2 separate regions of the Homo sapiens genome follow, and region 2 is linked to region 1. Evidence: chromatin loops called from intact Hi-C (ENCODE). Cell type or tissue: PC-3. All regions are shown on one strand. Links, peaks and the distances in the headings refer to the core of each region. The heading gives the core; the rest is flanking DNA.

Region 1 (8,651 bases), core at 307-8,306:
TGTAGAACTCTTCACTTAACAATGAGAGGACACATATTCTTTTCAAGTACAAATGAGTTATGTATAAAGGTTGACCACATGCAAAACCAGAAAGAGGGGTTCAACAAATACATACAGATCACATGGCAGTAAAATTATAAATCAACAACCAAAATAAAGCCCAAAAGACTCATATACCTTTGGAAACTGAAAACATGCTTGTAATTAATTAATAAGTCAATGAAGAAACCTTGTGACACTTCAAATATGAAATCTTTTGTGCTAGGTAGAATTCTAAAGATGGCCCCCTCCCCTAAGATTAATCTATTAAACACTAATGTAGGTACTGCTGTAAAATGATTTTGCAGATGTAAATAAAATACCAAATCAGTTGACATTAAAATACAGAGATTATCTGGGTGGACCTGACCCAGTCAGGTAAGTCTTCTAAAAGCAGAGAGTTTTCTCTGGTGGTGGGGGCAGAAAGGATGTCAGATTTGAAACATAAGAATCATTCAGTATAGCATCTCTGGCTTGAATATGGAGAAGGACCACATGTCAAGGAATGTGGGTGGCATCTAGAAGCTAACAGCAGCCCCTGCTGAGAGCCAGCAAGGAAACAGGGACCTTATAGGAACCTATAAACACAAAGAACTGAATTCTACCAACAAACTGAATAAGCTTGGGAGTACATTCTTCTCCAGAGCCTGCAAATAAGAACTCAGCATAGATGACACCTTGATTTTGGCCTTGTGAGACCCTAAGCAAAGAACTAGTTGAATAATGTCAGGCTTCTGATCTATGGAAAATGTGATATGATAAATGGGTGTTATACACAGCAGTAGAAAATTAGGCCTTATAGTAGATTTTTATAATAATGATCCCCATTTAATTATGCTGTCATGTCCACATCCTTTGCAATGTTATGTTGCCACTCACTCCCATCAAGAGACGGAGTCTCTTTCTCATTTCTCCACCCCCTTGAATCTAAGCTAAACTTGTGACTTTCCCTGACCAGTAGAATATGGTGCAAGTGACATTGTGTGAATTCTCAGAGGTTAGGCTTTTAGAAGCCTTCAGCTACCACTCTTGAAACTCTGGGACCACTGTGCTGTGAAGAAGCCCAGTTTAGCCTATAGAAGGCTATAGTAGTCCACATGGAAGAGAACTGAACCACTCCAGCCAACAGCCAACATTAACTGCTATTTGAGTAAGGTTTTCTTGGATCCTTCAGTCCTAGCCAAATTGTCATATGACCTCAGCTGCATGAGTGATCTCAGGGAAAACCAGCAAAACAGCCCAAATTACCTGTAGAATTTTGAGAAATAACATATTATGTTTTAAGCCATTAAGTTTTGGGTTGGTTTGTTATACTTCAGTACATAACTGAAATGAGGCTGAATAAAAACAAAGCCAATATATATTAGAATTATGGGATAAAATTAAAGCAATAAATAGAGGGTAATTTATAGCCTTAAATACATATGTTAGAAACAAAGATTGAAAATCAATGAATTAATTTTTAAATAAATAAAGTAGTAAAGGGAAAGCAAGGAAACTCAAAGAAATGATAATTGAGAAAATGATAAGGAGTAGAAATAAATGAAAATTTCAACAAGGACATAATAGGATTAACAAAATTATGAGCTGTTTTTTGCAGAGACTAGTGAACAGACAAACCTCTTGCATGACTAAGAATTTTGTTTAAAATGGAAAGACACAAATAATATTAGCAGCAAAATGGAGACTAAATTAAAATCATAGGCTATTCTTATTCTATTAATTATTTTAAAAACTAAATCATTGGCTAAAATTAACACCCATTCATGACTTTTTAAAAAAGCAAACTAGCTTTTTTAAAATCTGAAACTACATGTCCCAAAATCTAAACTATTATATGAAATGGTGAAAAGTTAGAAGCATTCCTTTTGAAGTCAGGAACAAGATAAGGAAAATGTTATCGTCACTTCTACTTGAAACTATACTGGAGGTTCCATTAAGGCAATAACACATATACATACACACATAAAAGAAACTGAAGGTAAAAGGATTAGGTAGGAACCCAAGAAAATCTACAAGCAAACTGAAATATGTAATAAAAGAGTTCACTACTGAAATGGTAGATAAAAAACTAACAATGATGGTTACTAGTCAGGGCAGTCATTGGGGAACAGGGTGTATAGGGAGACGGGTGGAAGCAAAACTCATTGTATGCTTTATTATATCCTTTTGACTTTTGAATAATATAAATTTAGTCAATGAAGATTAACGCAAAGAAGTGGATGGACAAAGTTGCTGGATAAAAATCAATATAAAAATCAATGTCATCAAAATCAGGAACAATCAATTTGAAAGTCTGATTTTTAAAATCCCATTCAAGACCTGTGTGGGGAAAATCATAAAACTTTATTGTAAAAGAAAATCTAATAGAAAGATATACCATGTCCATGGGCAGGAAGTTCTGATGACATAAAGATGAAAGTTTTCCCTAAGTTAATATCTAAGTTTAAGGCAATTCCAATAAAAATAATAACATAATATTTTCAAGGAACTTGATGAGATAAATCCTAAAATTCACTTGGTTGAATAAAGACCAAAAAAAAAAAAATAGCTATGACAGTATGAAAGAAAGAGTAAGAGTGGCTTTCCTATTAAATATCAAGCCTTATTATGAAGCTGCAACAATTAACACTGAGTGCTATTAGTGTAAGAGTAGGTAAGTGAAACAATTGGCAGACAGAAATAGACTGACATATATATGGAAACTTAGGTTTTGAGTAGATGGTATTTAAAAGTAATTGGAGTTTTCTAGAAATTTACCATGATGCGCTTCCTCTAGCAATTTGAAAATGAGCGTGCGCAAGTTATTAATTACAGCATTATTGCAATTGCAAAATAATGGAAACAACCTAAATGGAGTTCATTTATTAAACATGGGAGAATGTCTAAATAAACTATAGTATATTCACATAATGGAATACTATGCCCCTGAATAAAAATAATGAGGAAGATCTCTATGAACTGATGTGGAATGATTTTCAGTTTATATTATTAAGTAAAAAAAGTGAAGTGCAAGATTATACCACCTTTTGTATAAGAGAGAAGGAAAAAGAAGAAAATATACATGAATCTCTTCTTCTTCTTCTTTTTTTTTTTTTTTTGAGATGGAGTCTCTCTGTTGCCCAGACTGGAGTGCAGTGGCGCGATCTGGGCTCACTGCAAGCTCCGCCTCCCAGGTTCACCATTCTCCTGCCTCAGCCTCCCCAGTAGCTGGAACTACAGGCGCCGGCCACCACGCCCGGCTAATTTTTTGTATTTTTAGTAGAGACACGGTTTCACCGTGTTAGCCAGGATGGTCTCGATCTCCTGACCTCGTGATCCGCCCATCTCGGCCTCCCAAAGTGCTGGGATTACAGGCGTGAGCCACCGCACCCGGCCGAATCTCTTCTTTAGTGCAAAAAGAAGCAGAGGAAGGATAAACCGAGATTAATGAGAGTAGATTCTACAGGACATGAGTGGGCATGGGTAGAGGAGGGAGGAAATGAGAGGGATGACACTGTGATGTCCCTTTTTGTAGAGTTCTGACTTTTGGGACAATGCTAATGTTTCGTATATTTTTTAAAAAAGAAAATCAGCAAGAAATGGGGAGACCACATAATTACGTACAAACAAAACCAAATAAAATTGTATTTCAAATGAATAACGTAATTAGACTGACAATGCAGAAAAATAATTAACTCATGGTACTTTTGAAAACATTCTTTGCAATGTAGACTAATACATACTATATATCAGGCTAAAGAGAAAAAACCTTTATACACATTTTAGAGTATAGTTTTAGGCTTCATTTTTGCAAAGTCATGAGTTAGCAGTTCTGAAATTACTAGGTATTCTATGATTTAACAAATAATTATGTTGTGGATAATGGGAGTCACATTTTTCACTGTGCTTCAAAGGAAGTTACAAATGTGGAAACAAGAAGGATAGAATGACCTTGTAGTGGTGGATTAGAATGGGAGATACTGATAAGAGCTCATTGTTTGATAGATTAAATAGATACAGGTATAAATAGGTATATAGAAATATATGTGTATTTATAGAAATATATTCATATGTGTCTAAATACCTGTGTCTCAAAAATAAATAGTGGTGGCAGGGGGCATAAGCACATCTAATGCTCAGGTCTTGGTTTCTAAATCCATTTAAGAAACTAGGGCATTTGTCCAGTTTAGAAGGAAAGGGTTTGTGGGGGGACCAGAGGCTTCTTGGAAGATGGCCAAAATTCCAGAACTAGTGCATGGAAAGTAAAAGATGAGTCTGAGATCTTGTTGAGTCAGAAAGTAAAAAATGTTCAAAGAAAGACTGGCACATATCAAAACAGCATAGGGAAAAAATAAAACAAACAGAAACTAGCTTGAAGTGGGGACACCTGCTGGCTAAAACAAGGATAATTTGAGCATCCAAATAAATAATTTGTAGAAAAGGATTACAAATAAGAATCTATGAGCCCACAGTGATATAATTAAACAAATAAGTGGTAGAGAAAGGAAAGCTTACAGTCAAAGGCCAACTGCTAAATGTATGAAGAATGATGGAATTGGAAAATCGCAATTTGGAAACCATCATAATAGATTCAGTGGACAATCATCAATGTATGCTAAAATTATGGTTGAAAAGTTCAAGGAGTAAGAAAATATTTCATAGTCTCAAAGTATCTCCCCACAAGATACTTATTAATTACAAAGGGGAAAATAGTAACATTAGAGTAGAAAAACCTGGCAGATAGCAATGTAATAAATGATCAAAGTTAACATCACAAGTATTGAGATAAGCAGCTTGTGCTTCCTGATATGGTGCACTGAGAACAGAACATTTTTATGGTATTCCTGTTAAAAGTTCATAACCTGATATGATTATGAGGGAACATTAGACAAATATGAATTGGGGAATAGTTTACAAAATAGTGCTCTATTTTTAAAAAATGCCAGTGTTACGAAACACAAAGACTCAAGAACTATTCCAGATTAAAAGAAACTGGAGACATAAATAATAAATACAATGCATGATCTTGGATTTATTTTCTCATAAAGACATTATTGGGCTGGGCGTGGTGGCTCATGCCTGTAATCCCGGCACTTTGGGAGGCCAATTGAGCCCTGGAATTTAAGAACAGCCTGGGCGACATAGTGAGACTTTATCTCTACAAAACATTAAAAAAATTAGCTGGGCATGATGGCACTTGTAGTCCCAGCTACTTGGGAGGCTGAGGTGGGAGGATTGCTTGAGCCCAGGAGGTCGAGGCAGCAGTGACCTGTTCACACCACTACACTCCAGTCTGGGTGATACAGCAAGATCCTGTCTCAAATAAATGAATGAGTGAATGAAGAAATGAATGAATGATATTATTGGAACAATTGGAAAAATCTTGATAAGGTCTATAGATTAGATAATAGTATTCTATCTATACTAACTTCCTGATTGTGATAATTGTACTGTGGTTATAGAGGAGAATATCCTTGATTTTAGAAAACACACTCTGAAGTATTAAAATTGAATCATATCTCTAATTTACTTGCAAATGTTCAGGAAGAGTTAGGTGTGTGTTTATGTAGATAAACACACACATATATACTTTAACTTTTCTACATATTTTTAACTTTTCTATATTTTTCTAACTTTTATACACACACACATACAGTAATCCCTCCTTGTTCCCCAGGGATATGTTCCAAGACCCCCCAGTGGATACCTGTAACAAAGGATAGTACTGAATCCTATATATACCATGCACGAATTTCTTTTTTAAAATAATTATTAAAAATTTTTTTCTAATAGCCCACAGGTGCTACTAAATATGCACAATTTCTTTTTCCTTCTTCACATTTTCATGGATAAAAGATAAGTTCATTATACAGATCTTAGCAACCTCAGCATACATTTTTTTTCTTTCCTGATTAAGTCAAGAGCTTTCACCTTTTCATGAAAAGGAAGCACTTTATGGCTTCTCTTTTGCATATCCAAATTGCCAGCATCACTACTTTTGTGCTATGAGTCCATTATTAAGTAAAATAAGGGTGGCTTGAATACAAGCACTGTGAGACCATGACAGCTGATCTGATAACGGAGAGGGCTATGAAGTGACTAACTGGCAGGTAGCGTCTACAGTGGGTATATGCTGGACAAAGGGATGACTCACATCCTGGGAGGGATGGCACAAGATTTCATCAGGCTCTTCATAATAGCAGTGTGCAATTTAAAACTTATGAATTGTTTATTTCTGGAATTTTCTATGTAATATTTTCAGATCTTGGTGGGCCGAGGTTGATCTTGGGTAAGTGAAGGTGTGGAAAGCAAAACCTCAGATAAGGGAGACTACTGTATATGTATTATATATATACATATATAATATATACATATATACATATATAATATATAATATATACATATATACATATATAATATATACATATATACATATGTATACATATATACATATGTATACATATATATAATATGTATACAGTACATGTATTCTTTCCTGAGAGAAGAGAGAACTGATTTTGTAACTTTTATTTAATCTGAAATTATGTCCAAAAAATTTTAAAATACCCCTTAAAATAATGCAGATTGACACCGCACTACACACCCACTAGAATAGCTTAAATCAAAAAGATAGGCCAGGCATGGTGGCTCATGCCTGTAATCTCAGCACTTTGGGAGGCTCGAGCAGGCAAATCGCTTGAGCCTGGGAGTTTGAGACCAGCTCGGACAGCATGGTGAAACCCCATCTGATATATTTTGGCTGTGTCCCTACCCAAATCTCATCTCGAATTGTAACTCCCACAATTCCCACTTGTTGTGGAAGGAACCAGGTGGGAGCTGATTGAATTATGGGGGTGGCTCTTTTCTGCACTGTTCTCCTGGTAGTGAATGAGTCTCACAAGATCTGATGGTTTTAAAAATGGGAGTTTCCCTACACAAGCTTCTTTTTGCCTGCTACCATCCACGTAAGACGTGACTTACTCCTCTTTGCCTTCCACCATGATTGTGAGGCCTCGCGAGCCACTTGGAATTGTGAGTCCAATTAAACCTCTTTCCTTTGTAAATTGCCCAGTCTCTGGTATGTCTTTATCAGCAGCATGAAAACTGACTAATACAGTAAATAAAAAATACAAAAAAATACAAAGATTAGCCAGGGGTGGTGGCATGTGCCTGTAGTCCCATGTACTTGGGAGGCTGAGATGAGAGAATCACCTTTTCCTGGAAGGTTGAGGCTGCAGTGAGCCCCTGTGATGGCACCACTGCACTCCAGCCTGGGTGACAGAATGAGATCTTGTCTCAAAAAAAAAAAAAAAAGATAGACAATGCCAAGTATTAACAAAGATGTGGATAAACTGGAATCCTCGTACATTACTGGTAGGGTTGTAAATTGGTACAACCACTTTGGAAAACAGTTTGTCAGATTCTTAAAAAGTTACACATATTTACCATATGTGCCAGCAATTCTACTTCTCTATATCTAGCTAAGAGAAATGAAGACATATGTCCACACAAAAATTTGTATATGAACTTTTATCACAGCATTTAATAATAGCACAAAACTGGGAACATTTTACATGTCCATCAGTGAATGGGTAAATAAAATGAGGAATATTTATACAATGGAGTACTACTCAGCAGTTAAAATGAAATTCTGATTCATGTAACAATATGGATAAATGTCAAAAATATTATGGCAAGTGAAAAAAGCAAAGCACAGAAGACTATATATTATTTGATTCTATTTATTTGAAATAAGGAAAATAGATCAATGGTTGCCTGGAGCTAAAGGTGAGGATGGAGAGTAACTGCAAACAGGCATGAAAGAACTTTTTGGAGTAACAGGAGTCTTCTAACACTGGATTGTGCTGATGCTTGCACAACATAACGTTAAAATTAGTGAATTTTATGGTATGTAAGTTATGCCTTAATATAGCTATTTTTTTATAAAGACACTATATAGCACCTGCAAAATGAGAAACAAATGGATTCTTCACTAAATGGTGATGGGACAACTGGCTACTATCCATATTAAAAAAAAAATTAGTTCCTTACCTCACACATCACACACAATTCCAACTGGTTTAAAGACCTAAGTTTTTTTCTTAAGAGACAGGGTCTTGCTCTGTTGCTGAGGTTGGAGTGCAGTGCAGTGGGACGATCCTGGGCTCAAGGGATCCTCCTGTTTCAGCCTCCTGAGTAGCTGGGACTACAGGCATGCACCACCACTCCTGGATAATTTATTTTATTATGTGTAGAGCAGAGTCTCACTATGTTGCCCAGGCTAGTCTTGAACTCCTGGCCTCAAGTAATCCTCATGCCTCAGCTTTCCAAAGAGCTGCAATTATAGGCATGAGCCTCTGTGCCCAGCCCTAACAATCTAAGATCTAAGTCCTTTTTTTTTCTTTTTTTTTTGAGACAGGGTCTTGCTCTGGTACCCAGGCTGGAATGCAGTGGCAGGAACACAGCTTACTTGCTGCCTCGACCTTCTAGGCTCAAATGATCCTACTGCCTCAGCCCCCCAAGTAGCTGGGACAACAGATGTGTGCCACCATGCCTAATTTTTTCATTTTTTGTAGAGACAGAGTCTCACCATGTTGCCCAGGCTGGTCTTAAACACATGGGCTCGAGCG
Region 2 (8,000 bases), core at 1-8,000, 500 kb after region 1:
GGGTTCAAGACCAACCCAAGCAACATAGTGAGACCTCATCTCTACAAAAAAAATTAAAACACAGTTAAATTAAATTAAATTAAATTAAATACAAAAGAGCTGAAATGAACCTATTTGATATTACAAACCATAAATATAGTCAAATCAAAATATTTTCATTCTCCTCACAAGACTTCCGAGTCCTTTTTCAACAAGCAAGAACTCACATAGTCCTATGTAATCTCTGAGCCTCTATAATACCTGTGTCTCAGTTTTCTTAACTATGAATTGCAGCTAAGACCTTTCCTAGGCAACTTCAGAAACGAGAAGATCATGACAGACAGCAGAAAGGAAATTATTTTAATTTGGAAACTCCTGAAGTCTTAAACCAAAGTAATCCATTAAAATAAAAAAAAAGACATGAAATCATCCTTTTCACAAAATAACGAAAAGACAAATAAATCATAATTCTTATATACAGACTCTAAAACTAATTTTTAATGACAGAAGACAGGTAACTTTGCAAAGCAGCACAAGGGAACTTATAGAATGATAAAAATGTTCTATATTTTATTGTGGTAGAAGTCACATACAATTGTCAAACTTATTACTTGTACACTTAAAATAGGTTTAAATTCGTTAAAGTTGATTTTAAAAAGATTGAAAGATACAAAATCAAAGCTAGATCCTGTAGAAGCAGTTCTCCCCACAAGAACAATCTCTTCTGAGTATTATTTTTCATACCTACTCATCTTTGGGAAATGAAATTTATTTAAATCAGAAGGAATAAACAGTTTAATAAATAAAAGTTCATTTGAAGACTGACAGAGCGTTAAACAACCTGGCTTTCAATCATAATTGATCAATAAGTATCAGAAATACAGGATCAGAAGGCTATGAAGTACCAATTTTACACAGAGAGAAATGCAAGTACCAAGAAATGGGCTATGACTTTGAATGGTCAGTTTTAATACCCTCGCCACAAGATTCTGCAATCTCCTAAAGTACAGATGAGAAAGGAATTTTTTTTAGTTAAAGGTAAAATTGAAAAATATTCAAGGGTTCTAGTAGTCCAAGCAGCTCTAAGGTACAGATTTCTAATTCATGACTTCAATGATCTATGTGTAATGAATAAACATAGGTTGTCTTTTTCTTGCATATTTTGTACTTAGCAATATATAAAGGCCATTAAAAGAAAAGCTGATATCTGAACTGCAGAGACTGTGGCAAACCTTGACTTTTGCCATAAATTGCTAATGCTAATTAAGACACGTTGGGTTTAATCTGAGATTCAAGAAAATCTAGTCTTGTCATACTTATACTATAAAAAGAAAGACAAGAAAAAAGAGCCACACAAAAGGTACTTGAAATTTGCAACTTTCTCTTAACTTTATTCCAATTGATATGAATGTCAAGAAATGAAAAACAGTCAGTCATGGTGGCTCACGCCTGCAATCCCAGCACTGTGGAAGGCCATGGTGAGAGGACTGCTTGAGGCCAGGTGTTCAAGACTAGCCCGCAAAACAGTGAGACCCCCACATCTCTACAAAAAATTTAAAAATTAGCTGGGTGTGGTGGCACATGCCTGTAGTCCCAGCTACTCAAGAGGCTGAGTCAAGAAGATCAGTGGAGCCTAGGAGGTCAAGGCTGCAGTGAGTTATGATCTCGCCATTGCACTCCATGTCTTCCAGCCTGGGAGCAAGATTCTGACTCAAAAAAAAGAAAAAGAAAATAAAATAAAAGAAAATAGTCATCTGAATTGTTTTTATTCTGTCGAGTTTCTTTCTTTTTTTTTTTTTTTTTTTTTTGAGACAGCGTCTGGCTTTGTTACCCAGGCTAGAGTGTAGATCATAACTCACTGCAGCATCAACATATTGGGCTTAAGCAATCCTCCTGCCTCAGCCTCTGGAGTAGCTGGCACCAGAGATACGTGCCACCATGCCTGGCTATATTTCTTATTTTTTGTATAGATGGAGTCTTGCTATGTTATCCAGGCTAGTCTTGAACTCCTGGGCACAAGCTATCTTCCTGCCTTTGCCTTCCAAAATGCTGGGAATACAAGTGTGAGTCACCATGCCCAGACTTATTGCTTATTCTTCCTGGAGGTATTTGCCTTAATAATATCTATAATAGAAAGCCCTACAGATTATTAAAATAATAATCTTTGAAATATAAAACATGACCTAGGAAATAACAACTTTATAGAAGGAGGTAGCATAAAGAAGAACAAAAGGCTAATAAAACCTTTCCCTTCTACTCATTACCCTCTTCTATCATCTCCTCTTTTATAGTACTTCTTACGAAACCATTTATAGATTTTGCAACATTTTATGGGCAAAACTATTTTAATTAATACATTTCTAAACAATCAAATAGTTGTAAATTAACTGCACTATGCTATCAACAACTGAATTTATAGACCGAGGTTAAGGGCCAAAACACAAAAATCTTTTCATTAAAACTCTTGTTCTACATGCCCTAACTCTCTCTTTTTTTTTTTTTTTTTTTAAGAGATGGGGTTCACCATGTTGCCCAAGATGTTCTTGAACTCCTGGGCTCAAGCGATCTGCCCACCTCGGCCTCCCAAAGTGCTGAGATTACAGGCACAAGCCATTACTCCCGGCCCTCTAATATTTAATTCTTTATAAGGGCAAAAATCACATCAATATAAGTCGTATGTTTTCCTGTTCTATAAATATGTGGTCATTAATGAATCTATTTAGTGGCTTTCTCAAAGTATTTACAGTTAACTTGTGCTATAGAAATTCAGACCATTCCCTGATAAATCCTATTCTCTTAATATAGCCAAAAGTCATATACATCTACTCAGAACTTCATGGCAATTACATTTCTTAGTTACTCTGAGTAGACTGCAGCCCATATCTCAATTAGAAATATTAAAATTATAACCCCAAATCTGTTTAGGGGAATGTAATACTTTAAATCCAAATTGTAATTCTTCCCTACTGCATAGTCTTCCCAATGAAAAAGTATAATCACCATTTAAACATTTTATAGTTTTAGCAGTGTAATGTAAGAACTCTTAATTCATCTGGTAAACAACATATTTGGGCACATGTGCTCAAATGTTATGTTACCTTTTAGCTACTGGACCAACCACAGAATCATCTTTCAAAATAGCTAGAATTCCTAGGTATGCAATACATTAGAATGCTGCAAAACCACAAGGTTTTTTTAATACCAGGTCTACACACAAATTCCACTCCCAACCAGTAACTATGTCCCTGGAATGTTTCTGATATCTTCAAATAACAAGTTCCTTCTGCAGACAAGATTACACTGTCCATTAAATTGAATAATGGGCTATTTGGAAAGCCAGAAACTGGCTCAATCACCACAGCAAAATGAAGAAGAAAGTAAACTGGAATGGACTTGTACAATGCCTTAATTTCTTAAATCATTTAGTGGAACTGAAAGCCACAGGACAAGGAAAGACAAAACATGTGTCCAGTCAACATTATGTAAATGTGAAGGGGATGCTAAAGGAAATAAAGTCAGCTCCTAAGAAGGGAAAATATAACAGTTCAACCTAAACTGTTCTGCTTATTTACTGATGGTAAATGGCTACTTTTAGAGAAAAAAAATAGAAATTTAGGCTGACTTTAATCAAGGTTCATTCTTTGGTTGAGCACATGCGTGTGTGTGTGTGGAAGGGGAGTGTGAAGGGGAGAGTATTAATATTACCTTACACCTCTCATAGCTTTCTTTCTGTATTTTCCTATCTCTGATGGTATGACTCAGTCACCTAAGCCAAAAACTTAATCAGCTGAATTATATATAAAGATACCTGAACTATATAGTAAAAGCCTTTTCAGTCTCTTTACCGCCAGCCTATTCCCCCTCCAGACAGCTGAATATGATCTACCTAAAGTGAAATCTAATCAAGTCACTCGCCAGTTTCAAATCCTTCAATGTCATGCCACTGTCTACAGGATAAACTGAAGCTGTAAAGCACAGTATGCAAAGTCCCACCATAATCAAACCTTTCTCTCCATCCCTACTCATCCCCAAGCTACCATTTCATACTACATTTTTACTGATTTGTGATTCTTTAAAAAATAAAAATTAATGTTAAAACCCATTCTTTTTCACACCTCTATATATACTCATGTAGCTCCCCTTAGCTCAAATGCCTTTCCCTCACTCATTTGACACCCAGCCAGCAGCCACTCATACTCCCGCTTCACCCAGTTTGAGACCCAGCTGATCTGCTCCTCGAAGCTTTTCCTGGGCTCCTAAACTGGGTTAGGTGCCAGACTCTTTGATATTTCCTTAGTATGGTAGGTGAAATAAGGACCCCAAAATGTGTCCATGCCCTAATCCTCAAAATTAGTGAATATGTTACCTTACGTGGCAAAAGGAACTTTACAGATGTGGCTAAGGACTTTGATGTAAAAATGAAAAAGTTTGCACCCAGGATTATCCAGGTGGGCACAATCTAATCACAGTTATTTAATCAATTAAAATCAGAAAACCTGTTCCAGCTCCAGAGAACCAGAGAGATGGCAGCCTGAAAGGAACAGAAAACACTAGCTTTGAAGATGGAGAAAAAAATCATGAACCAAGGAAATGTGGGTAGTCTCCAGAAACCAGAAAAGGCAAGGAAACAGATTCTGCTCTCACAGGTCCAGAAAGGAACACATCCCTGAAGACACGTTGATTTTAGCCCAGTGGGACCTCTGTCAGATTTCTGACCTACAGAAATGCAAGATAATAAATTTGTTATTTTAATTTATTACTGCAGGAAAAAAAAAACACCTAATACACTGGGGAACAGTTTTATGACATTATACTATCACTATCTGTGCCTGCTTCCTGACTAAACCTTAACAATATCGAAGGCAGAAAATCTATCTTACTTAAAACTGCATTCCCAGTACCTAGCATAGTTCCTGTACGTAGAGGTGCTCAATAGTATTTTAGAACTGACACATGTTCATAATTAAAAAGATTCTATTAGTATAATTAAAACATTTTTCTTCAATCCAGAATCTTAATTGGCAATATGAGTTCCTTTCACATTTCCTCACCAGTCCTTCCAGTTTACTACTTCTCACATGCCTCTTTTTATTAACAAGACAAGGATTCACTGTGACCCAGTCTTTCCATGGAACTTGCATGTATGTAGTTTAAAAAAAAAAAATCCCTGTTCCTCTATTATATCAAATACCATCTATTTTTTAAAATCATAGTATGTATTGTCATTAGGAATGATTTAGGGAGGATTCCCTTTTTCTCAGTCTTTTGGAATAGTTTCACTAGGATTGATTGGTACCAATTCTTCTTTGAATGTCTGGTAGATTTCAGCTGTGAATCCATCTGGCCCTGGGCTTTTTTTGTTTTTGTTGGCAGTTTTAAAATTACTGATTCAATCTCACTGCTTGCTATTGGTCTGTTCAGGGTTTCTTTTCTTCCTGATTTAATCTAGCAGGTTTGTATGTTTTGATTTTAGAGGGTTATAAAATGGTATTTTCATACTTTCTGAAGATTTCCAAATCCTTGATTTAAGGGCTGAACTTCCAGTACTAATATATTTTGTCAGATATTCAGGGGGCCTAAGGAGCCTAAGGACAAATCACTTTGGATAAATAAAATAGTTCTTAAAAGATCTTGGAACTGATAGAACTAAAAATACGTTCCTAAATCTTCTCACTTACAAGTGGGAGCTAAGCTCTGAGTACACAAAGGCATACAGAGTGATATAATGGACTTTGGAGACTCAGAGGAGGGAGTGTGGAATAAAAAAACTACATATTGGGTACAATGTACACTACTCAGGTAATTGGTACACTAAAATCTCAGAATTCACCACTATATACTTCATCTATACAATCAAAAAACTATGTAACCATCTATGTTACAGGTGGTTGTAACCAAACCACCTGTAGCCCAAAAGCTATTGAAATTAAAAAATACTTTTAAAAAAAGAAATTAAATGTCTTACATCAACATATATATCATTCTTTCCACTAATCAAATCTGGAATTTGGGCAAAGTCAGTCATCACAGTTGAGAAAGAACTTGCAAAAAGACAGGTCCCCATGAAGGCATGGCAGTGCCGATCATAAAATACCAAAAAGTACCATCACGTGACAAGGTGAGAAAAGGTATTCTGGCCATAAGATAACTTCGTTTTCTTTGTACCTCAGAATAAATTTTCCAAGATGAAAATAGGTCTATAAATTATATGACAGCCCTATCTTTCTTATCAACTGTTACTTCCATTCTTTGGGAGACACAAAGTAGAAAGATTACAAATGTAGGCTCATTTGGTGGCTTAAGATTGGTTCCACATACAACTCAAACCTTTTGTTCAACATTTTCTGACGCTTCTCATTACTAATGGTTAGCATTTACACAGGTTTAAAAATGGACTGCAAAACATTAGCAATATTGATCTTCACACTTCACTAATTAGCTCTAATCTTCAGTCACTTCATTAACTCTCTGGACCTTAGTTTTCTCATCCATAAAATGAGAAAGTTAGATTAGATGAAGTCTACAATTTTTTTCCAACTTATAACATTCTACGGTGGCACTAACCTTTGTATCCTGCCTGGCATTTGACTGAGTCCAGTACAACTAGAAGAAACAGAAGGTATCAGGACATAATTTAAAAGCTTCTGAGAGACTATGTTTGAATTTCAGCCCTATCATTTACTAATTGTAAGATCTTGGGTTTTAGTTGCCTTGTCTATTGAATAGGAATGAAAATATCTATGGGCCTGGCACAGTGGCTCATGCCTGTAATCGCAGCACTTTGAGAGGCCGAGGTGGGAGACTTGCTTGAGCCAAGAGTTCAAGACCAGCCTAGGCAACACAGTGAGACCCTGTCTCTGCAAAAAAAAAAAAAAAAAGAAAGAAAAAAAAAATTTAAGTAACCAGACATGGCGGCACACACCTGTAGTACTAGCTATTCAGGATGCTGAGAAAGAAGGATTGCTTGAGCCCAGGAGTTTGAGGCTGCAGTGAGCCAAGATCATGCCACCGCACTTCAGCCTGGGTGACGGGGTGAGACCCTCTCTAAAAACAAAAGAAAACCAAAACATTTATGACGTAGGGTTTTTTGAGGACCAAATTATAAAATATATTTTTAAATAAATCTAAAACAAGCCCTGGTGTTAAGTGCTCACTAAATATTCCTTTCTCTTAAAGTGTGACTTTTGAGCATTATAACCTGGTTTTTCAGGGAACCATTTCTTGAATAAAGATTTCAAAATTTTGGCTGGGTGAGGTGGCTCACACCTGTAATCCCCATACTTTGAGAGGCTGAGATGGGAGGATCGCTTGAGCCCAGGACTTCAAGAGCAGCCTGAGCAATATAGTGAGACATTGTCTCCACCAAAAATAAAATAAAATAAATTAGCCCGGCATCATGGTATATGCCTGTGGTCCTTGCTACTCAGGAGGCTGAGGTAGGAAGATCACTTGAATACAAAAGGTCGAGGCTACGGTGAGCTGTGATCACGCAACTACACTCTAGCCCAGGCAAAAGAGCTAGACTCTGTCTCAAAAAAAAAAAAAATTTAAAGTTTTACAGAATTTAAAAATAATGTAGCATCAGGAGTATCTCAGTCTGCTCAGGCTGTCAAAATATCAAAGAGTGGATGGCTTCAACAACAGAAATTTATTTTCTCACAGTTCTAGAGGCTAGAAGCTCCAAATCAAGGATTGGTTTCTGGTGAGGGCTCTCTTCTTGGCTTGCAGGCAGCTACCTTCACACTGTATTCTCACACGGTGGAGAGAAAGAGCTCTGGCATGTCTTCTTCTTAAACAGGCACCAGCCCTATAGGATTAGGGGTCCACCCTTATGACTTCATTTAACCTCTGTCACTTCCTCCCAGGCCACTATCTCCAAATAGTCACATTGAGGGTTAGGCTTCAACCCTATAATATGTAAATTTGTAGTATCAATTTGGGGGGAAGAAACATTCAGTCTGTAAGAGTATTTATTTTTGTACTGAGAGTTTTTATTTTAAAACAAATTTCATAGACTTAAT

Evidence for each region. Hi-C counts contacts between places; a loop is a spot of excess contacts. Peaks named below come from ENCODE experiments on the same cell type or tissue, not always from the same donor. Only the 100,000 strongest peaks of a DNase experiment are listed, where the experiment ranks them.
Region 2: it touches region 1 in a loop (2.4-fold over the local background); 1 of 110 quality-filtered maps calls a loop at or near these places.

What each region holds. Positions count from the first base shown.
Region 1 is chr10:73,259,810-73,268,460 of GRCh38, reverse strand. All of the region lies in intron 26 of CFAP70 (cilia and flagella associated protein 70), which reads left to right. The region is part of intron 2 of DNAJC9-AS1 (DNAJC9 and MRPS16 antisense RNA 1); the gene reads right to left. Among named protein-coding and RNA genes, the nearest start is that of MRPS16, 11 kb to the right of the region's middle. In PC-3, for the core only: a CTCF peak has its summit at 4,414 (motif pointing left); DNase peaks (open chromatin) are centred at 4,330 and 6,150; H3K27ac peaks cover 318 bases.
Region 2 is chr10:72,759,574-72,767,573 of GRCh38, reverse strand. All of the region lies in intron 1 of MCU (mitochondrial calcium uniporter), which reads right to left. LOC124902450 (a long non-coding RNA gene) reads right to left here. Exons shown (of 2, transcript XR_007062189.1): 1 at 6,902-8,000; 2 at 525-4,695. Among named protein-coding and RNA genes, the nearest start is that of MIR4676, 43 kb to the right of the region's middle. In PC-3, for the core only: no CTCF peak of the experiment used is centred there; a DNase peak (open chromatin) is centred at 3,163.